Linked DNA regions of Homo sapiens: region 1 is linked to region 2. The links are chromatin loops, found by intact Hi-C in ENCODE. Cell type or tissue: ascending aorta. All regions are shown on one strand. Links, peaks and the distances in the headings refer to the core of each region. The heading gives the core; the rest is flanking DNA. Region 1 has its middle 14 kb from the start of MIR325HG. Region 2 has its middle 74 kb from the start of MIR325HG.

The links. A loop is a pair of places that touch in the nucleus more often than their neighbours do. Peaks named below come from ENCODE experiments on the same cell type or tissue, not always from the same donor. Only the 100,000 strongest peaks of a DNase experiment are listed, where the experiment ranks them.
Region 1: a loop joins it to region 2, with 2.7 times the contacts of the local background. A loop is called at or near these places in 2 of 110 quality-filtered maps.

What each region holds. Positions count from the first base shown.
Region 1 is chrX:77,023,607-77,033,612 of GRCh38, forward strand. No RefSeq gene overlaps it. Among named protein-coding and RNA genes, the nearest start is that of MIR325HG, 14 kb to the left of the region's middle. In ascending aorta, for the core only: no CTCF peak of the experiment used is centred there; no DNase peak of the experiment used is centred there; H3K27ac peaks cover 1,521 bases.
Region 2 is chrX:77,083,545-77,093,550 of GRCh38, forward strand. No RefSeq gene overlaps it. Among named protein-coding and RNA genes, the nearest start is that of MIR325HG, 74 kb to the left of the region's middle. RefSeq lists an enhancer at 4,368-4,662. In ascending aorta, for the core only: no CTCF peak of the experiment used is centred there; DNase peaks (open chromatin) are centred at 4,207 and 4,477; H3K27ac peaks cover 1,724 bases.

The DNA.
Region 1 (10,006 bases), core at 565-8,564, 60 kb before region 2:
GTTCAGCATGGCTATGGAGGCTTCAGGAAACTTACAATTGTAGTGGAAGGGGAAGCAAACATGTCCTTCACATGGTGGCAGCAAGGAGAAGAACCAAGCTAAAGGGGGAAAAGCCCTTTATTTAACCATCAGATCTCATGAGAACTCACTCACTATCATGAGAACAGCAGCATGGGGATAATGGCCACATGATTCAATTACCTCCCACTGGGTCCCTCCCACGACACATGGGAATTATGGGAACTACAATTCATGATGACATTTGGGTGTGGACACAGCCAAACTATATCATTCCACCCCAGCCCCTCCCAAATCTCATGTCCTCATATTTCAAAACACAATCATGCCTTCCCAACAGTCCCCCAAGGCCTTAACTCATTCTGGCATTAACTCAAAAGCCAGACTCCAAAGTCCCACCTGAGACAAGGCAAGTCTCTTCTGCCTATGAGCCTAGGGCTGATGAGATCAAAAGCAAGTTAAAATCAAAGATGTAAAATCAAAAGCAAGTTAGTGACTTCCTAGATAGAGTGGGAGTACAAACATTGGGCAAATACGCCCATTCTAAATGGAATAAAATTGGCCAAAACAAAGGAGATAAAGGCCTCATGCAAGTCCAAAATCCAGCAGGGAAGTCAAATCTTGAAGCTCTCAAATGATTTCCCTTGAATCCATGTCTCACATCCAGGTCATGCTGATGTGAGAGGTGGGCTCCCACAGCCTTGGGCCATACCACCCCTGTGGCTTTGCAGAGTAAATCCCCCCTCCTAGCTGCCTTCACAGGCTGGCATTGAGTGTCTTTGGCCTTTCTGGATGCACAATGCAAGTTGTCAGTGGATTTACCATTCTGGAGTCTGGAGGATGGTGGCCCTCTTCTCATAGCTCTACTAGGCAGTGCCCCAGTGGGGACTCTGTGTGGGGTCTCCAATCCCACATTTCCCTTCTGCACTGCCCTAGCATACGTCCTCCATAAGGACTTCACCCTGTAGCAAACTTCTGCTTGGAGATCCAGGCATTTCTGTACATCCTCTGAAACTGGGGCAGAGGTTCCCAAACCTCAATTCTTGACTTCTGTGCACTCACAGGCCCAACACCACATGTAAGCCACCAAGGCTTGTGGCTTGCACCCTCTGAAGCAACAGCCTGAGCTGTACATTGGCCCCTTTTAGCCACAGCTGGAGCTGAAGCAGCTGGTATGCAGAACATCATGTCCTAAGGCTGTATAGAGCAGGGATGTCCTGGGCCTGGCCCATTAAACCATTTTTTCCTCCTAGGCCACAGGGCCTGTGACGGGAGGAGCTGACATGAAGGTCTCTGACATGCCCTGGAGACATTTTCCCCATTGTCTTGGTGATTAACATTTGGCTCCTCATTACTTATGCAAATTTCTGCAACTGGCTTGAATTTCTACCCAGAAAATGGGTTTTTCTTTTCTATTGTATCACCAGGCTGCAAATTTTCCAAACTTTTCTTCTCTTCTTGCTCTTGAATGCTTTGCCACTTAGAAATTTCTTCTGCCAGATACCCTAAATCATCTCTCTCAAGTTCCAAGTTTCACAGATCTCTGAGGCAGGGGGAAAATGCCACCAATCTGTTTGCATAGCAAGAGTGATCTTTACTCCAGTTCCCAACAAATTCCTCATCTCCATCTGAACCACCTCAGCCTGTATCTTATTATCCATATCACTATCAGCATTTTGGTTAAAGCCATTTAAGTCTCTAGGAAGTTCCAAACTTTCCCACATCTTCCTGTCTTCTGAGCCCCCCAAGTCTCTACGAAGTTCCAAACTTTCCCACATTTTTCTATCTTCTTATGAGCCCTCCAAATTATTCCAATCTCTGCCTGCTACTCAGTTCCAAAGTCACTTTCACATTTTCAGGTATCTTTACAGCAGCACCCCACTCCTGGTGCCAATTTAATGTATTATTCCATCCTCGTGCTACTAGTAAAGACATATCTGAGACTGGGTAATTGACACAGAAAAGATGTTTAATTGACTCATAGTTCAGCATGGCTGGGGAGGCCTCAGGAAACCTGCAATCATGGTCAAAGGATAAGCAAACAGGTCCTTCTTCACATGGCAGCAGCTAGGAGAAGTGCCCAGCAAAAGGGGGGAAAGCCCCTTATAAAACCGTCAGATATTAGAGAACTCACTATCATGAGAACAGCAGCATGGGGATAACTGCCCTCATGATTCAATTACTTCTAACCAGGTAAATCCCTTGATACATGGGGATTATCGGAACTACAATCCATGATGAAATTTTGGTGGAGACACAGCCAAACCATATCACAGAGCAAGAAGAAAAGGGAGTGCTAAGGTATATCTAACTATCTTACATACAGTAATAAAAAAAGACACCTTTTATAAAGTTACATTGATTAGAGACATAAGAGAAGTGAGAGAGCCAGCCCTGTAGATATTGGGAAAAGATAATTTAAGCAGAAGGAACAGAAAGTACAGAAGCCTTGAGAAAGAATGTACTAGATGTATTCCAGAAAAAACAAAGAGGCTAATGTAGTTGGAGCAGAGCTAGCAAGGGGAGTAATAAGAGAGGAAGTCAGACAGATACCAGTCAGGCTAAAGAACATGAAAAGGCCCTGTAAGCCACTGTTAAGACTTCAGATTTTATTCTGAGTGAGATTGGGAACTATTACAAGGTTTAGCTCACAGGAAGTGACATCATCTGACTTGTTTCTCAAAGAAGCAAACTAGTTTCTGTCTTCAAAATAGACTGTAGTAGGGAGGGCAATAAGAGTTGGAGCAAGGAAACTAGTTACGGAGCTATGTTAGAGATGATGATGGCTTTTTTAGGGTACACAAATATCTACAATAGAGTATAAAAAAATAATAAGTGGCTACACACAGAATATAGAGTTTAAGTACTGTGGTTGGTGAGCAGTGACAGGATCAAGTATGTGGATGAAATTATCATAAAGGAGGTGAAGCTTGAAACAAACGTTACAGGATAAAGAGATAGAGTCTTTATCTCTCACATGAGAGTAACAATCCAAGCCCTATAAACTCCACAGGATTCTTGTGAAACTCAGCTGAGAGCCTGGATTAAAGAACACTATGTAAGACACAATGTAGAATACAGAGGTAAGGAATTATTATTCCTGATTCTTGACCTACCTATCCCCTATTTTTCACAAGCAACTAGAGAAAAGGAACTGGTAACAGTTTAAGACAGCCTGGCATGATAAAATCACACTGATGAATTGACTGTCAACTCAAAAGACCATTATATGTGGTAGCCCATATGTGTTGCTCTATTCCTATGGATAGATAGGGCAGCCCTGACATGCTAACTAAAGCCTGATAGTTCTGCAACATTTAAGCCTGCAAGCCAAGACTAAACAAGTGGAAAATATTAGCAATATTTGAGATTGGCCCAATTGGAAAGGACCAATGTTCAATAATCAGCACAGCAGAAGTTCCTCCAACCCAACCTCCAAGCCTGAGGAGTCATCATTCGCACTCTGTATTGTCACTAAGAGAAAACTCCCAATGCCACAGGCTACAACTCTCTCCCTTTAATTTTTACTCATCCTTGTGACACCCATATCACTCAAGGAACCACCAAAAATTCTTCAATAGACTATAAAGAAAGGTGAGCAGAGTTCCCCAGTGCTGTCGCCAGGCAAGCAGAGTCACAAAGGATCTGAACTGGCAGACACCCAAATACCAGGTAGTTTTCTGATTGATTTAGATAAAACAGAGGAGTAGTCAATAGACCTGGCTGCTTTTCCTCCCTGCATCTCTACCTCAATAGCCCCTGACAGCGTTTTCCATAGCTCAGTGTGCCACAGAGCATCTACTCAACCAAGTATTAGTTGTCCAAATGAGTATTCTCATTCTTAGATAAGAATACTGGGACAAAGAGAGAGAAAAAGTTGCCCAGTAACAAACCAAGTTTGTGGTCCAAATCCAGGTGTCCTAATTATCCTCTCCATCCTTTTCTGCTGTAATCAAGCTGCCTTGTTTCATCTAGGTTTGCACACTCATTTCTCTCATAGGTTCATCATTTTCACCTATGGATCCTATATATTTCCACAGCTCAAAGACATCATTTGTATCATGTCATCATTTTTTAGCCTTGGACACATTTAAAAGACGGTTTGTATGCTAGGAGGAGATGTGGTCTAAAACACCCAAGTTACTTTATTATCTTTGGTAGATGAATCACCAATTTGCCAGGCTCAAAACCCTGAAGTTTTTTCTGCCTCTTCCTTTTTTTGAGACAGGATCCCCTCTGTCACTCAAGCTGAATTACAGTGGTGCAACCATGGCTCACTGCAGCTTCAACATCCTGAACCTCTTATTATTTTGAGATATGTGCATCAATACCTAGTTTATTGAGTGTTTTTAGCATGAAGGGTGTTGAATTTTATGGAAGGTTTTTTCTGCATCTATTGAGATAATCAAGTGATTTTTGTCATTGGTTCTGTGTATATGATGGATTATGTTTATTGATTTGCATATATTAAACCAACCTTGCATCCCACGGATGAAGCTGACTTGATCTTGGGGGATACGTTTTTGATATGCTGCTAGATGTGGTTTGCCAGTATTTTATTGAGGATATTCACTTCGATGTTCATCAGGCGGTATTGGCCTGAAATTTTCTTTTTTTGTTGTGTCTCTTCCAGGTTTTAGTATCAGGATAATGCTGGCCTCATAAATTGAGTTAAGGAGGAGTCTCTCTTTTTCTATTGTTTGGAATAGTTTCAGAAAGAATGGTACCAGCTCCTCTTTGTACCTCTGGTAGAATTCGTCTGTGACTCCATCTGGTCCTGGGCGTTTTTGGTTGGTAGGCTATCAATTACTGCCTCAGTTGCAGAACTTGTAATTGGTCTATTCGGGGATTCGAATTCCTCCTGGATTAGTCTTGGGAGGTTGTATGTGTCCAGGAATTTATCCATTTCTTTGAGATTTTCTAGTTTATTTATGTAGAGGTGTTTATAATATTCTCTGATAGAAGATTTTATTTACATGGGATCAGTTTTTATTTTTATCATTTTTTATTTTGTCTATTTGATTCTTCTCTCTTTTCTTTTTTATTAGTCTGGCTAGCAGTCTACGTATTTTGTTAATCTTTTCAAAAAAAAACAAATATTCATTGAAGTTTCGAATAGTTTTTCGTGACTCTAGCACTTTCAGTTTACTTTGATCTTAGTTATATTTTGTCCTCTGCCAGCTTTTGAATGTGTTTGCTCTTGCTTCTCTAGTTCTTTTGTGATATTAAGTTGTTGATTTTAGATCTTTCCCACTTTCTCATGTGGGCATTTAGTGCCCTAAATTTCCCTCTAAACACTGCTTTAGCTATGTTGCAGAGATTCTGGTACATTATGTCTTTGTTCTCATTGGTTTCAAAGAACTTATTTATTTCTGCCTTAATTGTTGTGTGGTGTGTGTGTTGTGTGGTTTTGATGGAGTTTCTTAATCCTGAGTTCTAATTTGATTGCACTGTGGTCTGAGACACTGTCTCTTTTGATTTCCATTATTTTGCATTTGCTGGGGAGAGTTTTACTTCCAATTATGTGGTCAATTTTAGAATAAGTGCTACATGGTGCTGACAAGAAAGCATATTCTGTTGCTTTGGGATGGAGAGTGTTGTAGATGTCTATTAGGTCCACTTGGTCCAGAGCTGAGTTCAAGTCCTGAATATTGCTGTTAATTTTCTAGGCTGGGTGCAGTGGCTCATGCCTGTAAACCCAGCACTTTGGAAGGCTGAGGCTGGTGGATCATGAGGTCAGGTGTTCGAGGCCAGCCTGACCAACATGGTGAAACCTTGTCTCTACTGAAAATACAAAAATTAGCCTGGTGTGGTGGTACACACCTGTAATCCAAGCTACTCAGGAGGCTGAAGCAGGAGAATCACTTGAACCCAGGAGGCAAATGTTGCAGTGAGCTGAGATCGCACCACTGCACTCCAACATGGGTGACAGAGCAAGACTGCATCTCAAAAAAAAAAAAAATTCTGTCTCGTTGATCTGTCTAATATTAACAGTGAGGTGTTAAATTCTCCCACTATTATTGTCTGGGAGTCTTAAGTATCTTTGTAGGTTTCTAAGAACTTGCTTTATGAATCTTGGTGCTGTTGTATTGGGTGCATATATATTTAGGATAGTTAGCTCTTCTTGTTACATTGATCCCTTTACCATTATGTAATGCCCTTCTTTGTCCTTTTTGACCTTTGCTTGTTTAAAGTATGTTTTATCAGAGACTAGGATTGCAACCCCTGCTTTTTTTTCTTTCTATTTGCTTGGTAAATATTCCTCCATCCCTTTGTTTTGAGCCTATGTGTGTCTTTGCACGTGAGATGGGTCTCCTGAATACAGCACACCAATGGGTCTTGACTCTTTATCCAATTAACCAGTCTCTGTCTTTAATTGGGGCATTTAGCCCATTTACATTTAAAGTTAATATTGTTATGGGTGAATTTGATCTTGTCATCATGATGCTAGCTGATTATTTTGCACATTAGTTGATGCAGTTGTTTCATAGTGTCATTGGTCTTTATATTTTGGTGTGTTTTTTGCAGTTGCTGGTACTGGTTTTTGGTTTGTTTGTTTGTTTGTTTTTATATTTAATGTTTCCCTCAGGAGCTCTTTTAGGGCAGGCCTGGTGGAGACAAAATCCCTCAGTATTTGCTTGTCTGTAAACGATTTTATTTCTCCTTCACTTATGAAGCTTAGTTTGGCTGGATATGAAATTCTGTGTTGAAAATTCTTTTCTTTAAGAATGTTGAATATTGGCCCCCACTAACTTCTGATTTGTAGGGTTTCAGCAGAGACATTCACTATTAGTCCAATGGGCTTCCCTTTGTGGGTAACCTGAACTTTTCTCTGGCTTCCCTCAACATTTTTTCCTTCACTTCAACTTTGATGAATCTGACAATTATGTGCCTTAGGGTTGATCTTTTTGAGGAGTATATTAGTTGTGTTCTCTATTTCCTGAATTTGAATGTTGGCCTGCCTTGCTAGGTTGGGGAAGTTCTCCTGGATAATATTTTGAACTGTGTTTTCCAACTTGGTTCCATTCTCCCTGTCACTTTCAGGTACACCAGTCAATCATAGGTTTGGTCTTTTCATGTAATCTCATATTTCTTGGAGGCTTTGTTTGTTCCTTTTCATTCTTTTTTCTCTAATCTTGTCTTCATGCTTTATTTCATTAAGTTGATCTTCAATATCTGATATTCTTTCTTCTGCTTGATCAATTTGGCTATTGATACTTGTGTATGCTTCACAAAGTTCTTGTGCTCTGTTTTTGCCACATCAGGTCATTTATATTCTTTTTAAACTGCTTATTCTAGTTGCCAGTTCCTGTAACCTTTTATCAAAGTTCTTAGCTTCCTTGTATCGGGTTAGAACATGCTTCTTTAGCTCGGAGTTTTTTGTTACTCACCTTCTGAAGCCTACTTATTTCAATTCATCAAACACATTCTCCATCCAGTTTTGTTCCATTGCTGGTGAGGAGTTGTGATCCTTAGGGGGAGAAGAGGCATTCTGGTTTTTGGAATTTTCAACATTTTTGTGCTTTTTTTTTCTCATCTTCATGGATTTATCTCACTTTGATCTTTGATGCTGGTGACCTTTGGATGGAGTTTTTGTGTGGGCATACTCATTGTTGATGTTGATATTATTGCTTTCTGTTTGTTAGTTTTTCTTCCAACAGTCAGGCCTCTCTTCTGCAGGTCAGCTGGAGTTTGCTGGAGGTCCACTCCAGACCCCGTTTTCCTGGGTATCACCAGCAGATGCTGCAGAACAGCAAAGATTCCTGCCTGCTTCTTCCTCTGGAAGATTTGTCCCACAGGGGCACCCACCAGATGCCAGCTGGAGCTCTTCTGTATGAGGTGTCTGTCCACACCTGCTGGGAGGTGTCTCCCAGTCAGGAGGCATGGGAGTCAGGGACCCACCTGAGGAGACACTACATCCCTTAGCAGAGCTGAAGTGCTGTTCTGGGAGATCCACTGCTCTTTTCAGATTCAGCAGGCAGGGATGCTTGAGTCTGGAAGCTGCGCTCACAGCCATCCCTTCCCTCAGGTGCTCTGTCCCAGGGAGATGGGAGTTTTATCTACAAGTGCCTGACCGGGTTGCTGCTTTTCTTTCAGAGATGCCCTGCCCAGAGAGGAGGAATCTAGAGAGGCAGTCTGGCTACAGTGACTATGCCACCCTGCAGTGGGCTCTGCACAGTCTGAACTTCCAGGTGGCTTTGTTTACACTGTGAAAGGAAAACTGCCTACTCATGCTTCAGTAATGGCAGACGCCCCTCCCTCCACCAGTGCCCTGGTGGTGTAGCCACCCAAGGGAATCTCCTGGTCTGCTGGTTGCAAAAACTGGGAAAAGTGTAGTATCTGGGCTGGATAGCACTGTCCCTCATGGCAGAGTCCCTCATGGCTTCCCTTGGCTAGGGGTGGGAGTTCCCCAACCCCTTGCACTTCCCAGGTGAGGTGACACCCCATCCTGCTTCTGCTCACCCTCCATGGGCTGCACCCACTGTCTAACCAATCCCAGTGAGATGAACCAGGTATTTCAGTTAGAAATGCAGAAATCATCTACCTTCTGTGTTCATCTCACTGGAAGCTACAGACCAGAGCTGTTCCTATTCACCATCTTAAAGACAGAATTTTAAAAGCAGCAAGAGGAAAGTGTCAAGCGACATATAGGGAAATCCTTATTAGATTCTAAGCAAATTTCTCAGCAGAAATCCTTATAGGCCAAGAGAGAATAAAATGATAAACTCAAAGTCATGAAAGATAAACTGACAGCCAAAAATACTATACCCAGCAAAGCTGTTATTCCAAAATAAAGGAGAAATATTCTTTCCCAGACAAGCAAAAGTTGAGAGAATTCACCACCACTAGACCTTCTTTACAAGAAATGCAGCAGGAAGTTCTTAAACTGGAAACCAAAGGACGCTAATTACTAACATGAAAGCACAAAACTATAACATTCACTGATAAAGGTAAATATATAGTCAAATCTGGAATACTCCAATACTGTTAGAGTGCTCTGTACATCAGATAAATCTCTAGTATAAAGGTTAAAAGTCAAAACAGTCAAATATGATAGCTACAATAACTTCTTAAGAAATACATAATACAAGGAGGAGAGGCCAAGATGGCAGACTATAGCAGCTCATGTATGCCACTCTCACAGAGAGGAAACAAAATGGCTAAATAACACTGATCCTGCCAGCCAATCATCTGAGAAACCACATCAGAATCCATCAAGGCAGCAATAGGACAAAGAGAGCAGAGAGGAGTGAAGCTGGTCTCCAGCCTCTCTGGGCTCAGCACGGAGCCAGGAGAACCTCTCCAGCATGGGAAAGGGTGAGTGAATGAGAGTCCCCTAGAGGAGTCACACTCTTCAGAGGGACCAGTACAAGACTAGGAATGGGAGAATCCCTCTGGACCCCTGCACACTCCCCACTGCATTTCTAGACTGAGGCAGAGAGCCACCTGGATGTTTTGCAGAGGCAACTTTCAAGTGCAAGGGAATCTCTATAAGTCTTGGGCCCCAGAGCAGACCAGTACCAGCACCATAGTCCCAATAGAGGCTGCAATCACAGTACTGGGAGTAGTAAGATTGCTCCACCCACCCCTCCACCCCTGCCAGTCAGGCCTTCAGCACCAACTTCCAGCCCAGTGGTCCAGCTTCTGCCTGAATTCAGCTGGCAGTCACAGCCTCCTGTTGTCCTGAGAAGTACACAGACAACAGGAAAAGCAACTCTACCCACCTGCATCACTGGTAGTCAGGTGAGTAACACCTGCTAGAAGTTACAGCCCAGTGTTTCCACTTCCGTGTGAACTAAGCAGGAGGGCACAGCCTCCTGTTGTCCCAGAAAACACCCTGATGGCAAGATGAGTGACCCCACCCATCCTTAGCACTGCTAGCCAGGCAGCAATACCTGCTAGAGCTTCCAGTCCAACAGTCTCACTTCTGTGTGGACTCAGTCAGCAGATGCAGCCTCTTGTGATACCAGGAAGCACTTGGACAGCA
Region 2 (10,006 bases), core at 930-8,929:
GTAGATTTTACAGAAATGTCCAAAATAGGGAGACTAAAGTATCTACTGGTAATGATACACCACCTCTCTGGCTGGGTGGAGGTCTTCCCCCTCCTAACTGCCACCACCAGGAATGTGGTCAAAATAATCTTAGAACAAATTATACCCAGATTTGGCCTGGTAGAAAATATTGATTCAGACAGTGGGAGCCATTTTGCCTCAAGTGTGCTAAGGGGAATTATGAAAAGTTTACACATTAGATGGAATTACCACTCCCCTTGGCATCTCCCTTCCTCTGGAAAAGTCAAAAGAATAAATCAAACTCTCAAAAAGCATATTACTAAACTAATCTTAGAAACTAAAATGCCTTAGACCAAATGTCTCCCAATAGCACTCTTTAGGATTAGGACATCCCCAAGGAAAGACTAGGGGATTGTTCCCTTACAAGTTATTATATGAACTCCCATATTTAGGTAGGACTACTGACCTTCCTACTATGGAAACAAAAGATCACTTTTTAAGACATTATATACTGGCCATATCCTCCACCCTGTCATTTCTTAGGTTAAAAGAACTTCTAAGACCAGGCAAGGTGGCTCATGCCTGTAATCCCAGCACTTTGGGAGGCCAAGGCTGGCGAATCATCTGAGGTCAGGAGTTTGAGACCAGCCTTACCAACATGATGAATTCCCGTCTCTACCAAAAATACAAAAATTAGGTGGGTGTGGTGGTGGGTACCTGTAACCCCAACTACTTGGAAGGCAGAGGCAGGCAAAGCACTTGAATCCAGGAGGCAGAGGTGCAGTGAGCCGAGATTGCACCACTGCACTCCAGCCTGGATGACAGAGAGAGACAGTCTCAAAAAAAAAAGGACTTCTAACTCAAACCCCGCCTCTTCAGTTCACAGTACACCATTTCCAGCCTGGTGACTCGGTGCTAATTAAAACTTAGAAAGAAGATATGCTCCACCCAAGCTGGGAAGGTCCCTATCAAGTGCATCTAATCACTGAGACAGCCGTACAAACAGCTGAATGGGGGTGAACATATTACCTACGGGTCAAAACCCTGGTAAAAGAACCCCTGGAAGAAAGGGAAAAGGGTGAATGTGGAGTGTATAAATCACCTAAGAAACACTTAAAGCTAGCTCTAAGAAAAACCTAAAAAGAAGCTATAAGCAGGGTTCATCATTGGGGGTGGATATGGTTAGGATTAATCCTAACACAAGGGGTAAAAGAAAACCTAAGTATTGAATAGAGCCCAGTACTAGGGGTAGAAAGTAAGGAATATACAATCAAACTAATAGTCAACATAACTAAGACCTCTACTCCGCCCCCAAACTATATAATTTAATGCCTGCCAAGTCTTACTTTGTGGGAATTTAGGGAACCAAAGGCAGCTGTCACAAGCAAACAAATATCTATGTCCTGAAATTTGTCACTATTGGGGAAAGACCTGTTCTAGCTGGAATGAGGTCTGGTGGACCACCCAATTTTGAGGCTGGGTAAGTCATTCTTCCAAAAACAAACCCTTAAAGAACAAAATATATTTGTATAAGGGCCCTATACTACATAACTGTAGTAATTTAAAATGCAATCATATGTTAATTACCATAAACAACCCAGCTACTATAGACCAGGAACCTTGAAGGTATAGATTAGGAACAGATATCTCAGGAAAGGATCCTGTAGCATGGTTAGCTCTTAGGCTAGTCACCAACTCCATCCCAAGCCCACCCAGGATTATTATAACTCCCGGTCCCTCTACTTCCTTTAATCCACCAGACAATGACCCTAAGAGAGTAAATATAATTAAAATAACTGACTTGAAGCAGACTTTAGAAATTGAGACTGGATATGGGGATGTAAACGCCTGGATTGAATGGGTCAAATTTTCAGTACTAGCTCTTAATAAGAGCAACTGTTATGCATGCTCTCTTGGGCGGCCTCAGGTACAGGTAGTTCCGTTTCCCCTAGGAAGGGATACCAATCCCAGAGGAATGTGTGGCATGTTGGCTCTACACCAGGACAGAGATGCATGGGGAAATGGGACTTGCAAATTTTATTATTGTTGTTTCCTGCCTTACTGAGGTCAGATCCTAGAGCAATCCCCTCATTCTCCATAGAGAATGTGAACCATTCTTCTTTCCTATCTAGGCAGGGGGCAGAGTTCAATAAGCCCATGGGAAAATTCTCAACTTGGACCCACATTCTAAATGTTACTGGTGAGTAAAACAAAGGCAACTACTCGGCTTTTTATATACCCCAAGCTAACGTCTGCTGGCATTGTGGGAAGAGGAACCTCCATGACCTGTTACCACCCAATTGGACTGGGACTTGTGCCTTAGCTCCATTCCATTCACCTTGGCATTCTATAAAATCCCTGAGAATCCACATGGCCACTGAAGTTGGAGAGATCTAACAAATTCTTTCAATCCCAACATTTATATTAACTCAATAGGAGTCCCTAAAGGAGTAACTAATAAATTTAAAAATGAAAGAACACAAAAATAAGTGTGGAAATAGAACCAATAGGAGTAAAAAGAAAAACAGGAGGAAATTGAAGGAAATAATGTATACGGTGCTCCGTTTCCAAGACAAAATGCCTTGAATTGGCTTAGGTCAGCAAACTACAGAAGAAACAGGATATGTTAGGCCCCTGCTTGGATAGCTGATGCCTGCTCATCGGCCTCCCCCTTCTTCCCCCCACTTAGTTGCCTTCACCCAAACCGAAGAAGTTTAGTCTAAGATGAAAGTTTACTAGCCTGCAAAATAGCTCATTTTGTCTGTTCTTATCAACCTGCCCAGCTACTTAGGTCATAAGTCAAATATCTGAAGAGCCCCAGAGCTAACTAGGATTGCAATGCACTGTGGGCTGCAACAAAATGCAGCAAGACAACCCTAAAAAAATCACATGAAACCCCTTACCCTACAATCAATAGACAACGTCCGGGAAGATTGTAACCCCATAGTACTCGGTCTATAAGGAACCAGAGGAGGGACTTGCACACTAGGGGATAAATTGCTTGTTGAAACTGTGCTGGGTGTCATGAGACACCCAATCTTGCAAGATCGTCATTAAAAATCTCGCTTTCGCTGTTCCCCAGGTATCTAAGTCCATTTTTTGGGATTGGACAGGTGAGTTTGTCTCTCACATTATCTACTTGTTCCTTACTGAAGATGCTCTATGAGATGTTATTCTGAGCTACACTCCTTTCTCTGAGCGTGAGCTCCTGGTGTGGTCAGCCCCATTCAAACTTATGGCAGAATGCAGGGATAATGAGGCTACAAGAAAAGCTCTAGTCACCGTCCCCCAAGACAAGGATCAGGGCCCTGCTCAGAAAATTACTCAGAAAATTACTCTTCCCCTCCTCAATGGACCATGTTTTTCTGATGGACAACTTTTGAACCTTTACGACTCAGCTTTAAGCATCATATCATTTGTGAAGTCTTCTCTGACTCCCCAGAAAAAAACTGATTACATCTTCCTTTAGGCCATCTCTATGCTTGTTATAAATGCCTCTATTATAGCACTAATAATTCTGAATTAGCTTTTCATTTCTGAAATGAACAAATGGCTATAAATAAGGTAAAGGATGTGTTAGAAACAGTAGGAGATAAAAGTTAGAGTCAAATCTTGGAGGGTCTTAAACACTTAGCAGAGAGGCTTGAACTGAATGAGAGCAAGATTGGGGGATAACAATTACTTTTGTACAAGGGACATAGCAAAACAAGTGTTCATTATCGTTGGAGTAAAGGCATAGAGGTGGGAATTATCCTAAATTTCATGAGACTACCTATATGTTGAGGAGGTGGGGGAACTAGTGAGAACCCAGGCATGACCCTGTGGGACGCAGACTGAACTGCCAGCCAATTTCATGATACAAAGGCTTCTTTCTTTTATGACAAATGGATCCAAGTAAAGTCCTGAAGACCATAACAAGCAGCTACTACAGGGTCTCTTGGCAGCTCCATATAGGAGCATGAAGACTGGGCTGGGTAAGAGATGAACGGATAGGGATACGGCCTACTCACAGACGGCATTGGGACCTGTAGCCCATTTTGCTTTGGACCATTTAGGATGTAAGAGAGAATGAGAACAACTAGGTCCAAATCCCAATCCACACTGTGCTGTGGTCTACCTAAGGAGTCAGCTCAGGAACGGCCCTTACATACACACACATCACTGGCAGCCCTTAGTGTTTCCACACAGCAGGGAAAAAGCAACCTTCCCAGCAGCCTGTGCAAAGGCCAAGCAGCTTAGAGGGCCCTGGAGAAAAGATTCAGAAGGTATAAAAGGGCATAGGGTGTGGTTGAGCACAATGACCAGCAAATATTTTAGACTTCTGCTTCAAAGTGGGCTTGACCTGTACCGACAAACAAGGCAGAAAGAGCCCCAGCTTGGTTTTGGCCTGACTTCAGAGGGGGACAAAAAGTGCCCACAAACAGCCAGTCATGAAACAATATTTGCTCCCTCTGGAAAATCATGGCCTTTAGCACATTCCCCAGAATTACGTCAACCAGGGAACAGTGCCAAAAATGTGACTTTCATGTTTCTGCAGCAACAGATGATTTCCTCTCTCCACTTGGCTTTTTTTCTTGTATGTATAAATAAAAGAGCCAGTCAATCGCTCAAAAAATATGAACAACTTAAGCATTTCCAGGCTTTACAAGTAGTAATTATTAATAGAAGCAAGTGACCATGCATACTAGAAATGTTATTTCACATATTCCTTTTCTGGTTTCTTAAAGGAGATTTATATATGTGGCCAGGCTGAACTGAAATAATAACAGTTGACACAATGACCACATGAAAATGGACTTTTCCTCACTTGATTTATGTCACCAAACTTGCATATAAATGTTCCATTTTGTCTGCTCGAAGATTCTTAAGCCTGGGGACAGAGGACAGGAGGTCACCCAGCCCACAGAGCCTGAGAAGAGAATCCACCAGGAAAAAAAAAAAAGATAATGGAAACATCAGGGAAGCTCAGCTGTGTAACTGGACCACTGTTTTTTGGACTTAGCCAGAGGCCATTGTAAAATCCAACAATGGGTGAAAAGCAATATTCATTGCTCATTTCTTGCCTTCAACTTCTATCCCTTCATACTTAATCCTTGTCTAATCTGCCTTTCATCCTGATCAATAACATTTCTTATAACTCTGGAAGCAAAATGTCTTACTGCTTGACTACCTTGACTGATCTCTTTCCTTTCTCTCCACCACATATTTGTCGCATCAGCACTCCCAATATGACAGAGGCATAGAGAATTTGCCCAGCTACATAGCTTAGTTCTAGTTACACTATATCTAACAGCTTTTCAGTCTGAGTTATACCTGGAGCTATAAAGGGAACTAGGGCCTAAAAATGTTTCCATCTGCTCAGGTGAAGAATTCTTCCTGATTAACCTATAACTGAATGGGCTACTTACTTGTCCGTAACTTATGTGAATAGTCTGCTCTACCACTAAAAGGATTTTGCCCTCTAGCTGCTAGTTATCTAGCTATCTAACTGAGGGAGGGCTGCCCCCTTCCAGGAGGTGGAAATAGAGAAGCCAAAATATACGTCTCTGTGGTAAAACACTGGAGTGAATTTTTACTTAGAAACATGCTACAGTCAGGTGTCAAATAGCCAAGGAATGCCAGCTAAATTTGCATCAAGAATTGATACTAAGCAAAAAGCAATTAAAATTAAGCTGGAGCCAGTTCTTTACCTTCCCAGACTTCAGGAGACAACTTAAAAGACCAGTTTTCGGGGGTGGAGCCAAGATGGCCAAATAGGAACAGCTCCAGTCTACAGCTCCCAGCATGAGTGACGCAGACGGTGGGAGATTTCCGCATTTCCAATGGAGGTACTGGGTTCATCTCACTGAGGAGTGTCAGAAAGTGGGTGAAGGACAGTGGGGCCAGTGCACCGAGCATGAGCCAAAGCAGGGTGAGGCATTGCCTCACCTGGGAAGTGCAAGGGGTCAGGGAATTCCCTTTCCTAGTCAAAGAAAGGGGTGACAGATGGCACCTGGAAAATCGGGTCACTCCCACCCTAATACTGCACTTTTCCAATGGTCTCAGCAAACGGCACACCAGGAGATTACATCCCACGCCTGGCTCTGAGGGTCCTACGCCCACAGAGCCTCACTCATTGCTAGCACAGCAGTTTGAGATCAAACTGCAAGGCAGCAGTGAGGATGGGGGAGGGGCCACTGACATAGCTCAGGCTTGAGTAGGTAAACAAAGTGGCCTGAAAGCTCCAACTGGGTGGAGCCCACAGCAGCTCAAGAAGGCCTGCCCGCCTCTATAGACTCAACCTCTGGGGGCAGGGCATAGCCAAACAAAAGGCAGCAGAAACCCCTGCAAACTTAAACGCCCCTGTCTGAGAGCTTTGAGGAAAGTAGTGGCTCTCCCAGCATGCAGCTGGAGATCTGAGAATGGACAGACTGCCTCCTCAAGTGGGTCTCTGACCCCCGAGTAGCCTAACTGGGAGGCACCCTCCATTAAGGGCAGACTGACACCTCACCCAGCCAGGTACTCCTCTGAGACAAAACTTCCAGAGGAACGATCAGGCAGCAACATTTGCTGTTCACCAATATCTGCTGTTCTGCAGCCTCTGCTGCTGATACCCAGGCAAAAAGAGTCTGGAGTGGACCATCGGCAAACTCCAACAGACCTACAGCTGAGGGTCTTGACTGTTAGAAGGAAAACAAACTAACAAAAAGGGCATCCACACCAAAACCCCATCTGTACAGCACCATCTTCAAAGACCAAAGGTAGATAAAACCACAAAGATGGGGAAAAAAGAGAGCAGAAAAACTGGAAACTAAAAATCAGAGGATCTCTCCTCCTCCAAAGGAACACAGCTCCTCACCAGCAATGGAACAAAGCTGGACAGAGAATGACTTTGATGAGTTGAGATAAGAAGGCTTCAGGTGATCAAACTTCTCTGATCTAAAGGAGAAAATTCGAACCCATGGCAACGAAGTTGAAAACCTTGAAAAAAAATTAGATGAATGGCTAACTAGAATAACCAATGCAGAGAATTCCTTAAGGGACCTGATGGAGCTGAAAACCATGGCACGAGAACTACGTGACAAATGCACAAGCCTCAGTAGCCAATTCGATCAACTGGAAGCAAGGTTATCAGTGATGGAAGATCAAATGAATGAAATGAAGCAAGAAGAGAAGTTTAGAGAACAAAGAATAAAAAGAAACAAACAAAGCCTCCAAGAAATATGGGACTATGTGAAAAGACCAAATCTACGTCTGATTGGTGTACCTGAAAGGAACAGGGAGAATGGAACCAAGTTGGAAAACACTCTGCAGGATATTATCCAGGAGAACTTCCCCAATCTAGCAAGGCAGGCCAACATTCAAATTGAGGAAATACAGAGAATGCCACAAAGATACTCTTCAAAAAGAGAAACTCCAAGACACATAATTGTCAGATTCACCAACGTTGAAATGAAGGAAAAAATGTTAAGGGCAGCCAGAGGGAAAGGTCGGGTTACCCACAAAGGGAAGCCCATCAGATTAATAGCGGATCTCTTGGCAGAAACTCTACAAGCCAGAAGACAGTGGGGTCCCATATTCAACATTCTTAAAGAAAAGAATTTTCAACCCAGAATTTCATATCCAGCCAAACTAAGCTTCATAAGTGAAGGAGAAATAAAATACTTTACAGACAACCAAATGCTGAGAGATTTTGTCACCACCAGGACTGCCCTAAAAGAGCTCCTGAAGGAAGCATTAAACATGGAAAGGAACGAGTATCAGCCGCTGCAAAATCATGCCAAATTGCAAGACCATCGAGGCTAGGAAGAAACTACATCAACTAATGAGCATAACAACCAGCTAACATCATAATGACAGGATCAAATTCACACATAACAGTATTAACCTTAAATGTCAATGGGCTAAATGCTCCAATTAAAAGACACAGACTGGCAAATTGGATAAAGAGTCAAGACCCATCAGTGTGCTGTATTCAGGAAACCCATCTCACATGCAGAGACACACATAGGCTCAAAATAAAGGGATGGAGGAAGATCTACCAAACAAATGGAAAACAAAAAAGGCAGGGGTTGCAATCCTAGTCTCCGATAAAACAGACTTTAAGCCTACAAAGATCAAAAGAGACAAAGAAGGCCACTACATAATGGTAAAGGGATCAATTCAACAAGAAGAGCTAACTATCCTAAATATATATACACCCAATACAGGAGCACCCAGTTTCATAAAGAAAGTCCTTAGAGACATACAAAGAGACTTAGACTCCCACACAATAATAAGGGCAGAATTTACCACTCCACTATCAACATTAGACAGATTAATGAGATAGAAAGTTAACAAGGATATCCAGGAACTGAACTCAGCTCTGCCCCAAGCAGACCTAATAGACATCTACAGAACTTTCCAGCCCAAATCAACAAAATATACATTCTTCTCAGCACCACTCCACACTTATTCCAAAATTGACCACATAGTTAGAAGTAAAGCACTCCTCAGCAAATATAAAACAACAGAAATTATAACAAACTGTCTCTCAGACCACAGTGAAATCAAACTAGGAGTCAGCATTAAGAAACTCACTCAAAACTGCTCAACTACATGGAAACTGAACAACCTGCTCCTGAATGACTACTGGGTACATAATAAAATGAAGGCAGAAACAAAGATGCTCTTTGAAACCAAGGAGAACAAAGACACAACATACCAGAATATCTGGGACACATTCAAAGCAGTGTGTAGAAGGAAATTTGTAGCACTAAATGCCCACAACAGAAAGCAGGAAAGATCTAAAATTGACACAGTACCATCACAATTAAAAGAACTAGAGAAGCAAGAGCAAACACATTCAAAAGCTAGTAGAAGGCAAGAAATAACTAAGATCAGAGCAGTACTGAAGGAAATAGAGACACAAAAAACCCTTCAAAAAATCAATGAATCCAGGAGCTGGTTTTGTGAAAAGATCAACAAAATTCATAGACCACTAGCAAAACTAATAAAGAAGAAAAGAGAGAAGAATCAAATAGACACAATAAAAAATGATAAAGAGGATATCACCACTGATCCCACAGAAATAAAAACTACCATCAGAGAATACTATAAACACCTCCACCCAAATAAACTAGAAAATCTAGAGGAAATGGATAAATTCCTTGACACATACACCCTCTCAAGACTAAAATAAGAAGAAGTAGAACCTCAGAATAGACCAATAACAGGTTCTGAAATTAGGGCAATAATAAATAGCTTACCAACCAAAAAAAGTCCAGGACCAGATGGATTCACAGCCGAATTCTACCACAGGTACAAGGATGAGCTGATACCATTCCTTCTGAAACTATTCCAATCAATGGAAAAAGAGGGAATTCTCCCAAACTCATTTTATGAGGCCAGCATCATCCTGATACCAAAGCCTGGCAGGGACACACACACAAAAAAAGAGAATTTTAGACCAATATCCCTGATGAACATCGATGCAAAAATCCTCAATAAAATACTGGCAAACTGAATCCAGCAGCACATCAAAAAGCTTATCCACCATGATCAAGTGGTCTTCATCCCTGGGATGCAAAGCTGGTTCAACATATGCAAATCAATAAATGTAATCCAGCACATAAAGAGAACCAAAGACAAAAACCACATGATTATCTCAATAGATCCAGAAAACGCCTTTGACAAAATTTAACAACCCTTCATGCTAAAAACTCTCAATAAATTAGGTATTGATGGGACGTATCTCAAAAGAACAAGAGCTATCTATGACAAACCCACAGCCAATATCATACTGAATGGAAAAAAACTGGAAACATTCCCTTTGAAAACTGGCACAAGACAGGGATGCCCTCTCTCACCACTCCTATTCAACATAGTGTTGGAAGTTCTGGCCAGGGCAATTAGGCAGGAGAAGGAAATAAAGGGTATTCAATTAGGAAAAGAGGAAGTCAAACTGTCCCTGTTTCCAGATGACATGATTGTATATTTAGAAAACCCCACTGTTTCAGCCCAAAATCTCCTTAAGCTAATAGGCAGC